2 separate regions of the Homo sapiens genome follow, and region 1 is linked to region 2. Evidence: chromatin loops called from intact Hi-C (ENCODE). Cell type or tissue: Calu3. All regions are shown on one strand.

The links. Peaks named below come from ENCODE experiments on the same cell type or tissue, not always from the same donor. Only the 100,000 strongest peaks of a DNase experiment are listed, where the experiment ranks them.
Region 1: it touches region 2 in a loop (2.1-fold over the local background); 2 of 110 quality-filtered maps call a loop at or near these places.

Annotation. Positions count from the first base shown.
Region 1 is chr4:103,205,053-103,210,052 of GRCh38, reverse strand. No RefSeq gene overlaps it. Among named protein-coding and RNA genes, the nearest start is that of CENPE, 9.2 kb to the right of the region's middle. In Calu3, no CTCF peak of the experiment used is centred here; a DNase peak (open chromatin) is centred at 2,182.
Region 2 is chr4:103,304,124-103,309,123 of GRCh38, reverse strand. No RefSeq gene overlaps it. Among named protein-coding and RNA genes, the nearest start is that of CENPE, 110 kb to the right of the region's middle. RefSeq lists an enhancer at 1,739-2,256. In Calu3, no CTCF peak of the experiment used is centred here; a DNase peak (open chromatin) is centred at 2,113.

The sequences.
Region 1 (5,000 bases), 99 kb after region 2:
ATTTGTTCCATTTCTTGTGAAATCATCAAGATAGTGAAGGCATGGTAACTGTATCAACAGATGCTTCAAAAGGAAGTACATCAAATGTTTTAATAGTTTGACAAATTAGAGTATAAGGAAAATGAGTTAGAGCCTACTCTCGAAGAGCTCACTGCCTAATAAGGAAGATAAAATACTCAGTCATAATACTACATATGATGCTACAGGAACTCAGAAGATAAAATAACCAGAGGCTGCTTGGAAGATAATGTCTGACCTCATTCTGGAAAAAAAATCAGCCACAGAAAGAAGGGGAGGCTGAAATACATCAGTGGAACTACTATGTCACTTACCACTTATACTAATAGTGGTATTACTGTATCTCTTGTGCATCAGTGATTAAATTATACCTGTGTGTATAGGTGTTACCTGGCCCTCTTTGCATCACCTTATGGGAATTGGGGTTTAGAAAACCAACACAAAAATGCAAATACTTTGGCTATGGCTATTGGTTTGATTAGTAAATTTTTCTTCATCCTTGTCCCAGAAGTCTTGAGTCTTCCACCAGGATTCATGAAACTGTGGCAGACTAACTTGTTAGCTTTCAAGAGGAGTAAAATTTCAGCCCTTTCAAAGTTCTTCACAGTGACTGTGTCACATATTGTTACATTTTGCTGTATAACAAACAAATACAAAATTTAATGGCTTAAAACAGTAACAACTAAAGATAGACACATTCATCAATGAAATGGAATACAGAGTCCAGGAATATAACCAGATAAGTAAGATCAAATGACTTTTTTTACAATGGTACACAAGTGATTCAATGGAGTAAAGACAATTTTTTCAACAAATGAGCTGGAACAAATGACTATCCATATGCCCCAAAGTAAATATCAACCTATATCTCACACCTTATATAAAAATTAACACAAAATAGACCATAGATCTACTTTAAAATGTAAACCTATAAAACTTTAAAAGTAAGCGTAGAAGAAAATTTTTGTAACTCTGGGTCATGCCAAGAGTTCTTAGATATTATACCAAAAGTACAATTCATGAAAGAAAAAAATTACAATCTGGGCTTCAAAAAATTATAAACATTTGATGTGTGTAAGCCACTGTTAAGAGAAAAGCACTGTTAAGAAAAACCACAAACTGAGAGAATATGTTTGCAAACTCTATATTTAGTAAAGGACTTGAATCCAGAATATATTGAGAACTCTCAAGACTCAAAAGTAAGAAAACAATCAAATTTTTTGAAGTGAGCAAACTATCTAAACAGGTACTTCACCAAGAAGATATATATATATATATGGCAAGTAAGCACATGCAAATATGCTCAACATCGTTAATTACTAAGGAAATGCAAATTAATACCACAATGATATACTACTATATACCTATTAGAATGTCTAGGGGTTTTCTTTAATGACCATACCAAACTCAAATGAGGATGTGTGAAGCAATTGGAACTCATTCACTACTGGTGGGAATGTAAGGTATAGCCACTTTGGAAAACAGTTTGGCAATTTCTTATAAAATTAAATTTTAGATATTTTATCCAAGAGAAATAAAAAGTGATGTTCACACAAAATCCAGTGTATAAACGTTTCTAGCAGCTATATTCAAAATTTCTAAGCACTGAAAACAAATGTCCCAAATGTCCTTCAGCTGGTGATTGAATAAAACAAACTGTGATAAATCCAAAAAACAGAATCCTACTCACCAATTAAAAGGAACAAAGTACTGATACAATAACACAATGAATCTGAAATCCATTAACGTAAGTGAAAGAAATCAGGCTCAAAAAGCTATAAACTGTAAAATTCCATTTATGTCATTCTGGAGAAGGCAAAAGTAGCACACAAAACAGATCAGTGGTTTCCAAATCTTGGATGTAAGGGAGGGTTGACTACAAACAAGCAGCACAAAAGAATTTTGGAGGATGATGGAACTGTTCTGGTGAGTATCACACAATTCCGTGTATTTGTCAAACTTCATTAGAACTATTCACCAAAGAGACTGAATTTTATTATTTCTCACAATTTAGGGGATCAACTGGAGTTAGTTGGATGCTTCTTTGGCTCTATGCAGCATTAGCCAGGGAAATTTACAAAGCAGCATTGATCAGAAACTGGTCTAACCTGGAAGGTCAAAGAGGCTTCACTCGTGTCTGGCATGTTAGAGCTCCTCCATGTGGCCTCGTCACGTGGCTAGCTTGGGCTTGTGAAGTTAGCCCAAGAGATTACGGTGGGAATGACTCTGCCAGCTCTGGGCCTAAACTTTCAGAGGCCTAGCAGCTTCCATCTTATTCTGCAAAGCCAGCCATCATGTAAGAAATTTAGCTATCCTGAGACTACTGTGCTAGGAAGAAAGAGGACCAGATTAAAGACGAGGGTAAATCGAATCCATCTTTTGATGGTTAGAGTGGTGAATGCACAACAGCGAGGGGAGAAAATCAAAGCAGCCATCTTTGGAGACTACCTAATGCCCAAAGGCACTAAAAATGCCCCAAAGCACTGAAAAATGTCCATTTGGTTCAGAAATTTACTTACTGTGGTGCACATAGATTAATTGTATTAACATGACAGTAGGATTGTAAGCCAAATTATAAGTATATGAAGATTAAATGGAAAACAAAGAAGTGAGACAGTAAATATAATTACTTCATAGACTAAAAGAAAGAAATGAGAAAGGCTTTCAGATACATGCAGGGTAACACAAAGAAAAGCTTTCAAATTATATATATTAAAAAAAAGACCTAAAATATTTATACACTGAGTGGACAGACCCATCAAGAGAGTTAAAAACAAAAGCCACAAGAAAGAATTAAATTTGTAAATGAAAGAAATAAAATAACAAAAGTTAAAAGAAAAAGTAATAAAACATGTTTATAACCTCAAAGTAGGGAAGAATTTCCCAAATGGACAAAAACAAGGACGCTATAAAGAAACCTTACACAAAGACAATTTAGAAGATGATGACTGACCAAATGGAAATATTTGCTAGATAGGTAATCTGTAATACTTAAAGACTTATAACACGTCAATTAGAAGGACAATCCATATGAAAAAAAACTGGGCAAAGGAGCAAAGGACTACACAGTACAAATGTACAATGCAAAAAATAAGATATAAATATTACCAATAAACAGTGATGAGATGCTCAATCCTACTAGTAATCAGGGAATTGCACATGAAAATAAAATATCTTTTTCCTATAAAATTGACAAAAATTAGAAATATTGATTTGTACCCAGTGATGATGAAGAAATGGGGAAGTGGACACTCACAGACTCTTGGTTGTAATATAATTGGTACAAATTATTTGAGAAGTAATTTGGTAGTACTTGTTATAATTCAAAACAAGCACATCATTTGAGTCGGCATTTTAGCTTCTAGCAATCTAGTTTATGAAAATAAAAGCGTAAGTATGGAAAGACATATGCAGATGGATTTTTGTATTATAAGCAATATTGAAAATTAGAAACAATCTAAATATACATAAAGAAATGATTGAGGCCGGGTGCGGTAGCCTACACATGTAATCCCAGCACTTTGGGAGGCCGAGGCAGGTGGATTGCCTGAGGTCAAGGGTTCAAGACCAGCCTGGCCAACATGGCGAAATCCTGTTTCTATTAAAAATACAAAAATTAGCTGGGCATGGTGGCGGGTGCCTGTAATCCCCACTACTGGGGAGGCTGAGGCAGGAGAATCACTTGAACCCGGGAGGCAGAGGTTGCAGTGAGCCGATATCGCACCACTGCACTCCAGCCTGGGTGACAGAGGAAGGCTCCATCTCCAAAAAAAAACAAAACAAAACAAAAAACAGAAAAGAAAAGAAAGAAATGGTTGAATAAACTATAATGCTGCCATATAATTGAATATTATGCAGCCAATATAAAAGGCAGATCTATATATTGATTTGTTAGTGTAAAAAGCAAATTTTAGATCAATTACAGAATAATCTTATTCTTGAAAATATGAAAACATCTGGTTATCCACATAGATTTATTGCATATATTCAAGAAATATAAATTTAATTAACATAGATTACCTTAGGGAAGATGAAATTTGATGACTGGGTAATAGAAGGAACATTCACTAGGCAATTTAGATAATTTTTAAGGTGAAATTACAGATGATTCTTTTTGTTATTTTCTAGCATTTTTCTGAAATAAGAGAGAAAATAACTGCCTGAGCAAGGATGTAGAGGACACTGGAGAGAAAGGAGCCAAGGACATAAATGGAAGGGCTCATCTCAGACACCACAGACACTTCACTCTGGACGTGCATGAAAAGAGGGAAGAGTTGGTGAGGATATAAATCAGTAGAAGTGCAGGAGGTAGGGTGGGAAACCTGGAAGTTGAGACATCTTGCCTGATGGTCCTGATTTCTCAATAAAGATGAAGATGAAACCTGGGCTTGAAGAAAGTGGTCAGGATTTGGAAGAATCAATGAAGAAAAGGAGAAAGGATGCTCACCAAGGATGAGGCAGGAAAAGTGCACCCCTGGAATTCTATATAGGCCTAGAAGTGGCCCTTAACTGCAAGGCAGGCTGGGAATGTAATCTTGCTTTCTGGCCAGAAAGAAGAGAATAGATTTTGGTGGGCTGCCATCATCCTCTGCCACATTGTGACTATCTTAGATTTTCTTGGTAACACAGATCACTTTTCCTACTCCCTCACAAATCTGTATTCAATTTTACACTCATCCATACTCAATTTGAACAAGTTTCCTTTAAAAATTTTTTTATTTTTTTTAACTGACAAAAAGTACTTATATTTATGGGGTACAATATGAGTTTAATAGTATGTATATATTGTGGAATGGCTAAATCAAGCTAATTAATATATGCATTACCTCACATATTTTTGTGTGAGTAACTTAAAATCTATTCTCTTAGCGATTCAATTTTCTTTCCTTAATGAAGACATTATAGAATTATTGAAGCTGAAAAAAACCCTTAGAAATTTTCTCATCCAATTATCTCATTGTATGGATGAGAAAATGGTGACA
Region 2 (5,000 bases):
AAGTTAGCTCAAAGACTGTTGTATTCTGACCTGGGAATAGGTTTACCACACCGTGGGTTTATGAGTCAAATATCTATTAAGTTTTGTGTGAATCCTGAGGCACTCTTTTATCACTTTGCCACCTTCAGCTCCTCTAAACTAATAGCAAAAAATAGCAGCAAAAGAAAATCTTTCTCTGTTTTCTCAACAGTATTTTTCTCTGAAAAATAAAATCATCTTATAGTCAATTAGAAAACAATTAGACACTTGAAGTATATCAACTTGACACCCAAAAATTCAAATTGATTTCTGTATCTCATTCAGTTTTAACATCTAAATGTATAATAGCTGGTCTTATTTTCAAAGCATGTTCTCAATCCCCAGAGTCAGCTTTCTCAAGCTCACAATTTTCATATTTTTATTGGTGACTGTATTATCTCATCCTGATCTTTATATTACCTTCACTATAAAAACTGTTACTGCCAAAATGTCAAAAAATATCTGTAAAGTTGTGATTCAAGGGAATCTGAGAAACCATTTTTCAGGTTAGTCCTCAAAAGTAAATTCAACAGTGTAAGCAAGAATCAGCCATGTAGATTCTAACACCTAACCCAAGCCCTATGCCCTAACTCCTAACCTATTCTATATAACCTGCACTGCTCAACAGGGAGCTCCAGTATCCTGCGCTGGAGATGGTGCCTGGCAGGACGTGCTGATCCCACCTTCACAGGCCTGTGCAGTGCACATGCGTGTTCTGCAACTTCCAGGGTGGAAGTGAGAAATGAGGCAAGAGGCAGGGGTCTGTGCTGCTGCTGAAGAGGAGCTTGGCTGCGAAGCTCCCCGTTTCCCATAAATAGTGAGAAAAAAACTTCATCCTCTGGAACTGTTCCAAGGCATCTTTTTTTTTTTTTTTTTTTTTTTTTAATGTGTCAGTGTTGGCAGGGGGCAGACATGGAGATAACCAGAGAACAGAGAAGATTCCGGCCAAGATAAATGACTAGGAGCAACTAGTGTGGGCCGCTCTCACAGAGAGAAGAGTGTTGAGTAAATACTAGCTCTTCAACTGGATCTTCCAGGAGGACGCACTGGGAATCATCAAGGAAGCAACACGACCTATGTAGAACAGAGAAGAGTGAGACACGACAGCCACCCACCCAGGAGTGGCGCAGAGCCATGGGAGACTCCCACTGCGAAGAAACAGTGAGCTAGTGAGAGTTCCTAGGGACCCACATTTCTGCCACGGAACTTTGCAACCCTGAAATCAAGAGATTCCCCCATGACTCTCCCCCAGCCGGGGCCTCCAGACTGAAAAAGACAGCCATGTGGAGTCTGGGCACAGTCACAGTTCAGGCACATGAGAAGTACGGGACTCTTTGATCCCTGGGCATCCCAGCACCAGCAGCTGCAGCTCCTGCAACATCGGAGGCCAGGATCCCTAGCATGCCCCCAGGATAGGGGCCGAATCCGTGGACTGAGCAGTGGATGAACAGCAGGCCTCACCTCTACTGCACCTCTCTGGACACGGCCCACTGGCCTGGGACCGTAATGCAGCCACCCCAACCACTCCTGAGCTCTCCATCGGGGAACAGCTCTGCACTTCCCTGAGACGCAGCTACCAGAGGCAGCAGACAGGCTCTCATGTTTGCTGCTACACAGTCCTCTCTCCTGTTACCCTCGGACTCCAGAGGAAAAGCAGTGATTAGAATCTAACATGGACCCTCAGCATAGTTCCGTTGCCTTACAGAAAAGCGGCCAGTCTGTTTCGATGCAGGTCCGTGCCTCAGCTGCTCCTCACCGTGGAGGGCCTCTCCACCTGGGCCCCCAGCACAACCACTCTGCCCCAGCCTGAATACTTCAGTCAGTGGCAGCTTTGCATTTCTCCAGGGAGGAAACTCCAGAGACAACCCAAAGTCCCTCTGCCATTGCAGCTTCAGTGGTACTGCCCTTGCTGCTCTCGGTCTGGGAGAGGAAGAAAGGGTGTGGTCGCTATGCTGGCACCCCAGCACATGGCAGCCATCATGCAGAAAGGAGCCCAGACTTTCTTCCCTGTGAACCGCCACCCCGGACTCTTTACCAGGCAGGGCCCCAAGCTCATGACTGCAGAGCAGCTGCCCCACCCCCAGCTGAACATTCCCACTGGCAGCGGCTCTGTTTCTCTGGGGTGGAGCTTCCAGAGGCAAACAACAGCCGCTCTGTCACTGCCACTGAAGTGATTCTGACCTTGCTGCCACCCGACTAAGAGCCTAGGAACTTTACTTGCAATTCCAGCACACCAATGTTGATACAGGAGTAGATAAAAATGATTTAGACAGATAGTGAGGGCAAATAGTCCCAGACAGAACTTCGCTTCTCACAAAAAGCAGCCCAAGAAATCACTTCTTTTCTAACAAACAGCAACTGGAAGATTGGGCTGCAAACATAGATAAGGAAGCTGGAAGCTTGCATGAGGGGATGCTGGCCGTTGCACAGATAGAAAGGGCTACAAAGGACCAGGCACGTCCACCATGGGGGTTCCACCTCCCCTTTTTAGCAGATGCACAGTAAGAAAGAAATAAGCAACATGGAATAGCTCAAGCTGAGGAACTGCCTGCATAATAAAACATTGGGGTGGGGGGCTACCAGAGATTTGTACCCTAAGTAGATAGCACACCTGGTCCTAACTGGTTTTTCATGCTCTATGCTGATCAGATACCACCTCCCCACTAGCTCGTCTATAAAAACCCCTGCATTTCACTGCAGTACAGCAACCCTTTTTCTGGGATCCCTCTCTGTAGCAGAGAGCTGTTCTCTTTCTTTTTCCTATTAAATTTCTATTCTCAACCTCATCCTTGGTGTGTCACATCCTTGATTTCCTTGGCCATGAGACCAAAAGCTCTGGGTGTCACCCCAAACAATGAGGCCACTTCACTGTTGTCATATGGAAAGGAGCCCAGTCTCTCCTCTCTGTGATCCTTCCACCCCCCCCCCCCCCCCCCGCCACTCTTCGCCAATCAGGGCCCCCCAGCTCAAGCCAGCAGTGCAGCCACTCCTGCACTGCTGAACATTTCCAGTGGCTGGACATGGAAATGGCTGAACATTTCCATTAACAGTGGCTCTGCATTTCTCTGAGATAGAGCTCCCAGAGGCAACTGAAAGTCCCTCTGCACCTGCCACTGCAGTGGTACTGCCCTTAGAATGGGGAAGGAACAAAGATCCTGAAGGCTTTACCCACAACTCCAGCAAGCTGCAGTCTCCCTAAGGAAAAGAGACCACTCTATCTCCCTTGTGAGCTCCCCACCCCCAATTCATCACCAGGCAGGGCCCCACAGCTTGGGCTCACAACACAGCTGCCCCACCCCAGGCCAGTCACACCAATTGGCAGCGGCTCTGCTTTTCTTTTGAGTGGAGCCCCAAGAAACAAATGAAAGCCCCTCTGCCTCTGCCACAGCCACTTCCAAGGCCCCTTGCCCTGCTGCCTCCAAGTTGGGGAAGGAACATAAAGCCTGAGCTCACTCCAGGGCTGTGGTATACCAAGCCAAGATCTACAGCCAGCACTGAAGGAGGAGAGGAGCCCACAACTTCAAAGCACTGAGTGGGAGCACAGCCGCAATCATGAGGAAACACAGAGGAGCCACGTGGCCAAGCAAGAGCCTAGCTATTGGCCATTATGCTTAAACACCATCTACTGGATCAAAGCCCAAAATTCAACACCAAAAATACTTTGCTAATATGCCCTCCTGTGAAACCAAGGACAAGAAGTCAGCTACAAATAAAGACCCTACACAAAGCCTTGGCCCTCTGAAAACATCCAGAAAAGAAATCAAATAAAAGTGTACTCAAATTACATCACAGTTAAAGGAACATTAGCCCACATAGTGAGAAAGAACCAGCTCAAGAACTCTGGCAACTCAAAAAGCCAGAGTATCTTAGTAAGGCTGAAATAGCTAAGATGACAGACATACAATTCACAATTTTTTGAATAGGAATGAAGATCATCAAGATTCCAGGGAAAGTTGAAGTCCGAGGAATCTAAGTATTACAATGAAATGATGCAGAAGCTGAAACAATAAATGGCCATTAAAAGAAGGAACAAAACTGATCTGATACAGCTAAAAAACATACTACAAGAATTTCATAATGCAATCACAAGTAGACCACAGCAGAATAGACCAAGCTAAGGAAAGAATCTCAAAGCTCAAGACTGGTTATCCAAACTAATTCAGTGAGAAAGAAATAAAGAAAAAAGTATAAAACAGAATGAACAAAACCTCCGAGAAATATGAAATTATGTAAAGAGACCAAATCTATGATTCATTGGTATCCTTGAAATACAGGGAGAGAAAACAAGCAACTTGGAAGACATATTTGTGGATAATGTTCACAAAAGTTTCCCCAGCCTTGCTAGAGAGGCCAACATTCAAATTCAGGAGATGCAGAAAACTCCTACAAGATCCTATACAAGATAACTATCCCCAAGACACATAGTCTTCAGATTCTCCAAGGTCAATGTGCAAGAAAACATAGTAAAGGCAACTAGAGAGAAGGGGCAGGTCACCTACAAAAGGAACCTCATCAGGTTAACATGAGCCTTTCAGTAGGAAACCTACAAGGCAGAAGAGATTCAGGGCCTATATTCAGCATTCTTAAAGAAAAGAATACCAACAACAATCAAAAAAGATAAAGAAGGCCATTACATAATGGTAAAGTATTCAATTCAACAAGAAGATCAACCATACTAAATGTATATGCATTCAAGACTGGGGCACTCAGATCCAAAAACCAAGTTCTTAGAGAACTATGAAGACACCTAGATAACCACATAATAGTAGTGAGAGACTTCAACACCCCACTGACTGTAGTAGACAGATCATTGAGGCAGAAAACTAACAAAGATATGATATGCACGACCCAACTCAACACAACCAAATGGGCCTAAAGACATCTACAGAACACTCCAGCCAAAAGCAACAGAATACACATCATTCTCATTTGCACATGGTACATACTCTAAAATTGACCACACAATTGGCCATGAAACAATC